Regions from separate parts of the Homo sapiens genome. Here regions 2, 3 and 4 are each linked to region 1. Evidence: chromatin loops called from intact Hi-C (ENCODE). Cell type or tissue: PC-9. All regions are shown on one strand. Region 1 overlaps CRPPA (CDP-L-ribitol pyrophosphorylase A). Region 2 overlaps CRPPA (CDP-L-ribitol pyrophosphorylase A). Region 3 overlaps LRRC72 (leucine rich repeat containing 72). Region 4 overlaps CRPPA (CDP-L-ribitol pyrophosphorylase A).

Evidence for each region. A loop is a pair of places that touch in the nucleus more often than their neighbours do. Peaks named below come from ENCODE experiments on the same cell type or tissue, not always from the same donor. Only the 100,000 strongest peaks of a DNase experiment are listed, where the experiment ranks them.
Region 2: a loop joins it to region 1, with 12 times the contacts of the local background. A loop is called at or near these places in 3 of 110 quality-filtered maps.
Region 3: it touches region 1 in a loop (8-fold over the local background); 45 of 110 quality-filtered maps call a loop at or near these places.
Region 4: a loop joins it to region 1, with 9 times the contacts of the local background. A loop is called at or near these places in 25 of 110 quality-filtered maps.

What each region holds. Positions count from the first base shown.
Region 1 is chr7:16,128,812-16,131,311 of GRCh38, reverse strand. The region is part of intron 9 of CRPPA (CDP-L-ribitol pyrophosphorylase A); the gene reads left to right. Among named protein-coding and RNA genes, the nearest start is that of CRPPA-AS1, 80 kb to the left of the region's middle. In PC-9, no CTCF peak of the experiment used is centred here; DNase peaks (open chromatin) are centred at 1,331 and 1,721; H3K4me3 peaks cover 1,631 bases; H3K27ac peaks cover 2,500 bases.
Region 2 is chr7:16,345,457-16,347,956 of GRCh38, reverse strand. The region is part of intron 3 of CRPPA (CDP-L-ribitol pyrophosphorylase A); the gene reads left to right. Among named protein-coding and RNA genes, the nearest start is that of CRPPA, 75 kb to the left of the region's middle. In PC-9, no CTCF peak of the experiment used is centred here; DNase peaks (open chromatin) are centred at 316, 706 and 1,216; H3K4me3 peaks cover 653 bases; H3K27ac peaks cover 2,500 bases.
Region 3 is chr7:16,563,621-16,566,120 of GRCh38, reverse strand. The region is part of intron 5 of LRRC72 (leucine rich repeat containing 72); the gene reads right to left. Among named protein-coding and RNA genes, the nearest start is that of LRRC72, 38 kb to the right of the region's middle. In PC-9, CTCF peaks have their summits at 870 and 1,071 (motif pointing right); a DNase peak (open chromatin) is centred at 1,050.
Region 4 is chr7:16,415,803-16,418,302 of GRCh38, reverse strand. All of the region lies in intron 1 of CRPPA (CDP-L-ribitol pyrophosphorylase A), which reads left to right. Among named protein-coding and RNA genes, the nearest start is that of CRPPA, 4.5 kb to the left of the region's middle. In PC-9, no CTCF peak of the experiment used is centred here; a DNase peak (open chromatin) is centred at 1,242; H3K27ac peaks cover 2,367 bases.

The DNA.
Region 1 (2,500 bases):
CTTTCTCTATAGCTTTCCTCTTTTCCTTCTAAAATTGCCTCTAATGGTCTGTTCATGGCAATGTATGCTTTTTCTTGTATGCACCTCAAAACTCAGTCTCTACCCATTATCCAGTTTCAAAGTCTCTTCCACTTTTTTTGGTTTTGTTACAGCAGCCCCCACTTTGTGATGCCAATTTTCTTTTAGTCTGTTTAGGCTGCTATAACAGTACAATAGACTTGGTGGTTTTAGAAACAACATAAATTTGTTTTTTCACAGTTGTAGAAACTGGCAAGTTCAAGGTGAAGGTACTGGCAGACCCTGTGTCTGGTGAGGGCCTGCCTCCTGGTTCATACATGGTCATCTTCTCAGTGTGTCCTCACATGGTGGAAGGGTGTGGGAACTTGCTGGGGTCACTTGTATAAGGGCACTAATCCCAGTAATGATGGCTCTGTCCTTATGACCTAATCACCCCCCAAAGGCCTTACCTCCAAAAACCATCTCACTGAGCATGAAGCTTCAACACAGGAATTTTGGGGGACACAGATATTCAGTCTACAGAAGGAAACTTCATCATCTTTAAAGCCCAAACTTCTAGGAATACTTTCCAAGTGATATTCATCTGGACCTAATTTTAAAAATAGGATATAGACACTAATTACTCATTACTTGCCATAAATAAATGTACTACTTAGTGTACAAAAGGAAAAGAGAACATTCCAGGAAGCCTTCCAAATCCTGCAATTTGACAGAAGGAGGGGTGGAGTCAGTGTTACAGAGTTGACTCTTGCCCTTTGGAAATCCATTCCTCAATTTAGGAATGGATAGTATAGAACAGAGGAATGAAATTTTTCCTTTTATTGTTTAATTCTGTTTTAAGAATTAAATAAAACTCAAGACACAGTCTGCTGGGTTATTCTCTTTTTCTTCACTATAGAAACTCAGTTTTTATTTGGAATAGCATTTCCCAGCCAGCCTTGTAGCTTGACGTGGCTTCTGTGATATAACTAAAGATTTTCTGGAGACTTTATTTAGAGATACTCTTTGTTCTCACTTTTGCTTACTTCTTCCTGCCTGGAAAATATCCAGTATTGTATGATTAAAGAAACAAATTATGAAGTCTTGCTTTAAAAAGCAGAATGTCATCTATTCCCATTAACAAAAAATTATAAAATGTGTACTCTTTTTAACATCCTAGTGTTATTGTTTACACATAACTCCTATCAAGAGTTTGGTCAGGACAATGGATTTTCTTGAGGGGTGTGATAGGCATGCTATGGATGGAATCTGAGATGATCCCAGGTAGAATGGGAACAAGTTTTTAAAAAATTCGATAGTTATTTATTTGTGTGCTTCCTCATTCTTGTGAAGCTAGGGCACCAACCAGGAAAGAATGAATCCTGTGAGTTGGAATGTTTATGTGTCAGAAGGGTTGGAACCCATAAATAGAAATGTCTTTTCTGGTCATTATAATTGGATACCAATGAGGAAAGGAAAAGGTGGGAGGAAGGGAGATGAATTGAAAACATTAAAGGAAAAGACAAAAAAGTTGCATCCTGAAACACTTGCAGAAACTCAGCAACAAATAGTTCCAGAAACCGAGGTTCTATTCCTTATACTTTTACTTATTCAAAATCTGTACAAATCTTGCTTAGCTCCCCTCTCCTTGACAATAAAATATGTACTGAGCAGCTCCTCAGGTTTCAGTAACATGACACATATTCAGGATGGAATTCTGAGCAAAAACAGATGATGTAACATGATATCTGGTATTGTGGCATAAAGCTTCAGGCAAGAAGAGAATCACTAACACATAAAATTGGGACAAAGACGTGCTAAAAAGGAGAGAGACAATGAGAGCCTAAGATGGATGGATTTGACCAACGCAGGAGATCAAAGACTTTCTTGAGGAGGAGGAATGGAATGAATACCAAATTTTCCATCCAAACACAAAAAATTGGGACACAGATGTGCTAAAAAGGAGAGATATAATGAGGATTGATTTGACCTAGGCAGGAGATGAAAGACTTTGCTGAGGCAGAGGAACAGAATGAATAGCAACTTTTGTATCCAAGCAGAGATCTGAAGGTAGAAGAGAGCATTCAAGAGAGGAGGCAACATACATGAGGACATGTTAAATTCAAAGGACTGAAAATGAGCTAATTAGGTTAGATGAGAGAAAGGGAGAGCATGATGTGTGATGTGGCAAGAGAAATCAATGTCATTTTCCCCTGAAAATAGTGGGTGTGATAATACTAATTAAAATTGGATGGATTACTGAAATTTTGAATCTTTCGCTCATATGCTTTTACTCTTAGGATTTAGCTACAATACTTGAAGCAATACATACCAACATTTCTTGTTTGGAACAGAACTGTAAGACTGAAATAATTTATATATTATGCATTTAATCATGAAGTAAAAATAATTTTCTGTTATTGGGATCATTTGCTTCTGTTATTATATTCTTCTTTCTTTTCTTCTACTCATTTTATACCTTAGCCCTAGTAACTTTGCTTTC
Region 2 (2,500 bases), 220 kb before region 1:
AAGTGCTTTTGTGCCTGTAGAAAACCACCATTTTTTTTCCTGTGGTCTGGAGAGTCTTTAATCCTCTTCACTCCCTGCATTGGTGAATTAAGAGCCTAGCCATAAGGAAACTTAGGTTAGGGTGCTATATGTGGTTCAAACCCTCTTTTCCACAGGGAGAAGCTGGGTGCTGGGAATTCTTTCAATTTTATGGTACAGTGCCTATGGAAGAATCTGTGCCTGAGTGTGCCTCAGCTTTTTCTGCCCATCCAGTGTGGATGTTTTCTCAGTTGCCTTATTGGGTAGGAGACTTGACTAATGTCTGACTTTATGTAAGGGAATTCATCTGTGAGTAGATGTCTATTCACTGGGTCTATGGGTGAAGGGGGAATCTGGAGCCTCCTGTTCTGCCATATTGCTAATTCTCCTATCCCTGACTGCTTCTTGACTATATTTTCTGAACGATAAAATAGTGGCATTATTTAAAGTGGCATCAAAACATGGTAGAACTCTATTCAGTTTGCACCTGGGTAAAGTGGATCTTGACTGAGGCAGGAACAACTGATAACACAAGTCCTTGGTTTATTTTTTATTCACTCTGTAAGTGGTAGACTTGAAATAGGACAAAGATATACTTACTGATACTAATGTTTTGATAATGCAATAAGACTTTAGTCACTTAGGAAAAAGGGGAATATCACAGTAATAGAGTCATAGAACTCTGAAACTAGACTGGTTGGGCTTTTTGGTTTTCCTGCTTGTTATATAACTGTCAGGAGTCTATTTAAGGTGTCAATCTTAGTTTCCTTGTCTGATAAATGGGGCTGAAAGTCATATCTACCTTATGAGTTTGGTGGAAAGTTTGGATGAGCTAACCTATGTAAAGCATCTAGTATTATGCCTGATATTGGAAGTATTTATTAGTTATTATGGACAAATATTCTCAAAACTCCATGGCATAAAACAGTAATTCTTAATCACTTGTCTGTGGGTTGACTTGGTGTTTGTTGATCTAGGGTGGAGTTGACTGGGTGGCTTTGCTTATAGCTGCAGATCTGGCTGTGCTTGGCCCTTTACTGAGGGTTATACACAGGACTGTTTCTCCTGGATCCTATGCTGAAAGGGAGGTAGCTACGTTGGTGAGGTTTTTATAGTAGTGGAGGTGCAAGAGATTAATTCAACATATGTGGTTTTTCATGAGGACTAGGCATGGAATGTGCACACTGCCACTTCCATTCACATTCCTTTGGGCCAAGTAAGCCTTGTGACAAAGCCAAACATTAGTACAGTAAGCTGGTATACTTCACATCTATGAGACAAGACAAGGGTGTGAGTACATTATTCTACCACAGAGAAATAAAAAAATTATGACAAATAATTCAGCCTGCTGCAGTAGTCAACAAACACTAGCTATTGCCTCTGCTAATTATCTTAGCTTTTCTTATCATTTTTTTTTCTCTTGCTATGAACTTTCTTGCATGAACAGAATGGGTGCTGAACCTGTAACATTCTTGTGGTTTTAGCACATTACAAGCCTGACTGACCGCATCTTTTTCTCAACTGACACAGCTCTTTTCCTTATCCTCTGGCTTAATTTCAACCCTTTAGATCACAGCTTAAATATAAACTTCTTATGGAGCCTTTGTTGTTATTCCTCTTATTTCTTTTCTAATATTCTTTTACTTCCGTCATAGTACTTATTTCTATTTGTAATTATCTAGTTTGTTTTTACTTGTCTGTTACCTTTATCCTTTTTAAATATGCAGTCCACAAAGGCAGGGACTTTATCTTGTTCACTGTGTCATCCTCAGGGCTGAGCAATGGCACCTGGCACATAATAGCCACTCAGTAATTATTTTGTTCTTATAAGAAGGAAACATTTGGAGAAATTATGAAAACAGTTTTATATTTGAGATAAAATTATCTTTTCCAGTGTGTCTGATTTTGGTGTATCAGTTTATTACAGGCGTTTACTAAATAACACCTTAGAACACTTACGTCTACAACGAGACTTTGAGAAATAATGTTTTTATAAGTGAATTCAGCAATGAGTAAACAAAAGCTTTTATAACTTAATGAGGCAAAGAATTAAAGGAAATCATTTGGACTCTGGAGGATAAAACCTGAACAAATGTTCTAGTTGTAGCAGCAGATTTCTATACTTTTATAGAGTCAATTTCCATGTATAAAAAGATAATTGTACCTCTTCAAAAACTCTAAAGGACTGAGAGTGACATTTTAGCAGAGTTGCCAAACTAACAGCTTGAGGGTCAAGTATAGCCTCCAGTATGTCTGTATATCCTACATATTTTTTAACTGAAAATTTTTAGCATAAAAGTTCATTTTTTCATTAAACAATATAAGATTCAGCAATACTGTGTTCTCTTTCCTGTGTGCTGTGTTGTCACATATATTGCATATTTATACACTGTTTACCTTTTAATATTTATATTATTGCTCTCTATAGTTGTCATATAAATCAGGGCAATAAAAGGGTTCAACCAAAAGTACATTTATATGA
Region 3 (2,500 bases), 430 kb before region 1:
ATTCAACAAATATTTACCAAGTGCTTACTATCCACTAGGAACTGTGCTAAGGGCTATGATCAAATCATTGACCCAAGTCTGCAACAAATGAGGGAAATTTTTAACATGTCCATAAATAAGTTAGTAAATGAAGAACTAGATATCAGCTCTATTGGAGTCTTGAGGCTACTTTTTATTAAAATATCACTTGGTACTCTTCTTTCAGTCTCCAAGTTCACAAGGGTGCATGTGTGAAGATAGGCAGAGACACAACACCCGGCTCTAATAGAACTTACTTCCTCCACACCATTGCTCATAGTTCAGAATGTGTCAATAGTAGCTTCAGATCTCAGCAGGACCAGAGCTGAGCAGAAGTGGCTCTTGCATCTTGTCTACCTCTGGCCAGGCACGTGCAGTTCTGAGATCCTGGTGTGCAGGTGCTAGGATGTGTGATAAACCGCACTTCCTAATGCAGTGGTTGGAAGAAGGGGGCATGTGGATGCAGAAGCAGCCCTGGCACTTTTGACATCATATCCCTTGGGAATCAGCACATAGTTATGTTTTTAAACATCCTCAACTAGAAGTTGTGAGGGCTTTATTTTTAAAAAAAGATATTTTCCCTATTCATCCTAGATGATAATAAACATATTTTTTCAATACAATGTGAAATAAAACTTTAATGATTTTCAGTTGGGCATTTTTTTTTTTTTTTGACAGAGTCTTGTTCTTGTTGCCAGGCTGGAGCGCAATGGCATGATCTTGCTCACTGCAACCTCTGCCTCCCGGGTTCAAGCAATTGTCCTGATTCAGCCTCCTGAGTAGCTGGGATTACAGGCGCCTGCCACCACGCTTGGCTAATTTTTGTATTTTTAGTAGAGACGGAGTTTCGCCATGTTGGCAAGGCTGGTCTCGAACTGCTGACCTCGTGATCCGCCCACCTTGGCCTCCCAAAATACAGGCATCAGCCACCGCACCTGGCCAGTAATCTTTAGTTATTCGGATTCCACCTACCTACATGCAATTTCTAGGAAATTCTTCTGAAAATACACCTAATAAGGAGAACCACTAGATGGCAGTAGTAGAAAGAGCTCCAGCTACCGCACAACTCCTTCACTCAATAAAATGAAGCTCACTTAATGTACATGTGAAATTTAAGAGTACTGTTGTAGACTATTCATAAAATACAGGTTTGATAAAGGCATGAAAATAGTAAGCATTAGAAACTCGGAAAAAACTGATTAATATTTCTAAAGAGCAGTTTGTAACATAAAGAAGATTGGGGTAGGTGCATGCTTAAAAGATAACAAGCTAGATAAAAACTAAAAAAAAAAAATCAATCATCTGGATGTTTTCTCTGTAGTAATAAAGCATTCTGATATTTGTTGTATAAACACAACTTTTTCTGGCTAATAAAAGCGTTATATATAGCTATTCCCTGTGGAAAACGCGAGCTTTAGAGGGACATAAAGCAGGCAATGGAAGACACCTGGTACATAATAAACAAAAGTTACAGGAGTGAGGAAAGGCATACAGGAAAATGTAGAGCCAGGAGCCACAAAGAAATTTAAAAGAAAGGAAATATGTAAGTAATGGAGAAAATGAGAAGAAAAATAAAACTTTTTTTTTTTCAAGATTTCTTAAATGACAGAAAATGGTCTGAATTTTATTCTTGAAAGAGAAGGATTTTAAAGTGGTAACAAATAATTATAACTGCAGGACAGGGAATAGAACAGATGTATATTAAACCACTAATAAAAGAGCCATTGGGATCATGAATTGTAGTTCGAGCCAGAGAAAGTAAAGAAAAGGACCCTCTTCAAGGATATAAAAGCAAAACACAATTGTTTCTAATGAGAACTCAGAAGGAAGAAAAAGTCACAGATGCTTTAGTACAGAAGTCTGCTTTGTGGTTACTGTCTTGGGGAATCACATCTGACACCTCATAACCCTGTTATACATTATAGCATCTGGAAGTAGAGTCTGCCTTTACATATGACGTTAATGGAAAATATACCAACATCTTTCAATGACGTTTTCTCTAGGTGTACCCTTCGTCTTCTCTTTCCCCTCTGAGGACATTACTATCCATTTCATTTCATTTCTTGGGTTTTTCTGCTAATCCTTGGTTAAGTAACTTCTATATGGAAATTTAAAAACTAGCTTCAGCTGAATAAAACACCAAACTTGGATTTACTACTGTTACATTACTTATTAGCAACATATTGATACTAAAAACTCTATGGACTTGTGGTTGACCATTCATCTCATCCTAAAGTAAAAACTGAATGACACGAAATCAGAAAACTGAACTGTTAGCCCATCCTCTGCTTAAATTAACTTTAAAAATTGAGTTAAATAACTTGACAGGCATTTCATCATTATTATTCACTGTTTCCTATCTCTTAAATTTTAGAAGAAGCAATCATATTTTTAACTCTATTTTTTCCTTCTATACTATTAAACATTTAACATTTTGGATTTATGAGTTTTGGATTGATGCTGCTAAAATCAACATAAATTA
Region 4 (2,500 bases), 290 kb before region 1:
TCAAAATTTTCATTCTGAAATACTTCATGGCTCATTTTTATCACTATTATGTCTGAAGAGCTTATGGAACATGATTATATTTTGGGTATATCCTAGGAAGTCCTTAGAAAGCTTGCTTTATAGCAGTGTGTGGGTGCTGCTTGGCCATTTGCCAAGTGAAAGCCCTTACTTCCTTCTGTAAAAGATCAGCCCTACAGACTGTTGATAGTTTTCTTAGGGTATGGGGCCAAAAGTCTTAAGTCACTTCATTAAAAAAGATAATTTATACAAATTCAAATAAGGAAAAGGACATGGAAGTATAAAATGCCTTATAAGACTACTTTTTTGCTCTGTTGAGAAATTACGCATGCTTTTTGCTTATTAAAGAGAAAGCACAGTTCTCATTGTCCCAAATAAGAAAAATAATGGGTGTCACCACTGTCAATCATTTAGGTTATTCTAAGAGAATGTCATTTCTTGTTTTTCAAGGGCTGTATGTGATACCCCAAATTTGATTTTTTTTTTTATAACTTCAACTTCTATTTTAGATTCAGAGGGAATGTGTGTGTAGATTTGTTACCTGGGTATATTGTGTGATGCTGAAGTTTAGGGTATGATTGATCCCATCACCCATGTAATGAGTGTAGTACTGAATAGTTTTTCAACCTTTGCCCCCTCCCTCCTCCCTCTAGTGATCCCCAGTGTCTGTTGTTGACATCTTTATGTCCATGAGTACCCATTGTTTAGCTCCGTCTTAGGAGAACTTGTGGTAATTGGTTTTCTGTTCCTCTGTTAATTTGCTTAGAATAATGGCCTCCAGCTGCAATCATGTTGCTGCAAAGGACTTGATTTTGTTCTTTTTATGGCTACATAGTATTCCATAGTGTATACGTACCATATTTTCTTTATCCAATCCACCATTGATGGGCACCTAGGTTGATTCCCTGTGTTTGCTATTGTGAATAGCACTGTGATGAACATGGTGCATGCATCTTTTTGGTAGAAGCATTTGTTTTCTTTTGGATATATACCCACTAATGAGATTGCTGGGTTGAATGGTAGTTCTGTTTTAAGTTCTTTGAGAAATCTCCAAACTTCTTTCCACAGTGATTGAACTAATTGACTTTCCCAGTAACAGTGTATAAGTGTTCCCCTTTTCTCTGCAGCCTTGCTAGCATCTGTTTTTTTTTGGCTTTTTCATAATAGTCATCATGACTGGTGTGAGATGGTATCTGATTGTGGTTTTGATTTGCATTTCTGACTAGTGATGTGGAACGTTTGTTTGTTGGATACTTGGATGTTGTCTTTTGAGAAGTGTTTGTTCATGTCATTTGTGCATTTTTAATGTGGGTATTTGTTTTTTGCTGGTTCAGTTGTTTACAGTTCCTTATAGATTCTGGATATTAGGCCTTTGCTTGAGAGTGCAAAAACTGTTTACTCTGATAGTTTCAATTGCTGTGCAGAAGCTCTATTGTTTTTTTGGAGATAGGGTCTCACTGTGCTACCCAGGCTGGAGTGCAGTGGCAGGATTTCAGCTCACTGCAGCCTCAACCTCCTGGGCTCAAGCGATCCTCCCACTTCAGGCCCTCAAGTAGCTGGGACTACAGTCACGTGCCACCATGCCCAGATAATTTTTTTTTTTGTATTTGTTTGTAGAAATGGGGTTTTGCCATGTTGGGCAGGCTGGTCTTGAGCTCCTGCGCTCAGGTGATCCACCTGCGTCGGCCTCCCAGAGTGCTGGCATTACAAGTGTGAGTGACCACACCTGGCTGCTGTGCAGAAGCTGTTTAGTTTAATTTTCTCTCAGTTGTCAATTTTTGTTTTTGTTGGAATTGCTTTTGAGGACTTAGTCAGAAATTCTTTCCCAAGGCTGATGCCCAGAATGGTGTTTACTAGGTTTTCTTCTACGATTCTTATAGTTGGAGGTCTTCCATTTAAATCTTTAATCTATCTTGAGTTAATTTTTGTGTATGGTGAGAGGTAGGGGTCCAGTTTTATTCCTCTGGATATGGCTAGCCAGCTATCCTACCAACATTTATGGAATAGGGAGTCCTTTTCCCAAAAATTGCTTATTTTTGGCAACTTTATTTCTGGGTTCTCTGTTCTGTTCCATTGGTCTGTGTCTATTGTGTACCAATACTGTGCTGTTTGGGTTACTGTAGCCTTATAGTATAGTTTGAAATTGATGCCCTGAATTTGACTTCAAAATTCATTTTATTTGCCCCTCATAAGTAAGGATATTCTTTGCCCAAACTTTTGCTATCTCACTAATAGAGGGTTGAGAAGTTGTAATTTTTTAATATCTCACCTAAGAAATTCAAACTACCATTGAAAATAACTCTTATGGGTTGATTTGTCTTTTGGAATTTTGAACTAATTGGGGACTGCAAAAGAGAAGGTAGAAACTTCTGAACTTTGGCCCCAAATTCCTAAATTGGGATAGGGAAATGTAAGGAAACATGGCTAGTCTTGCCTCTAGTTAAAGACTGCCACTTACACATACATTTGTTTCCACTACTTC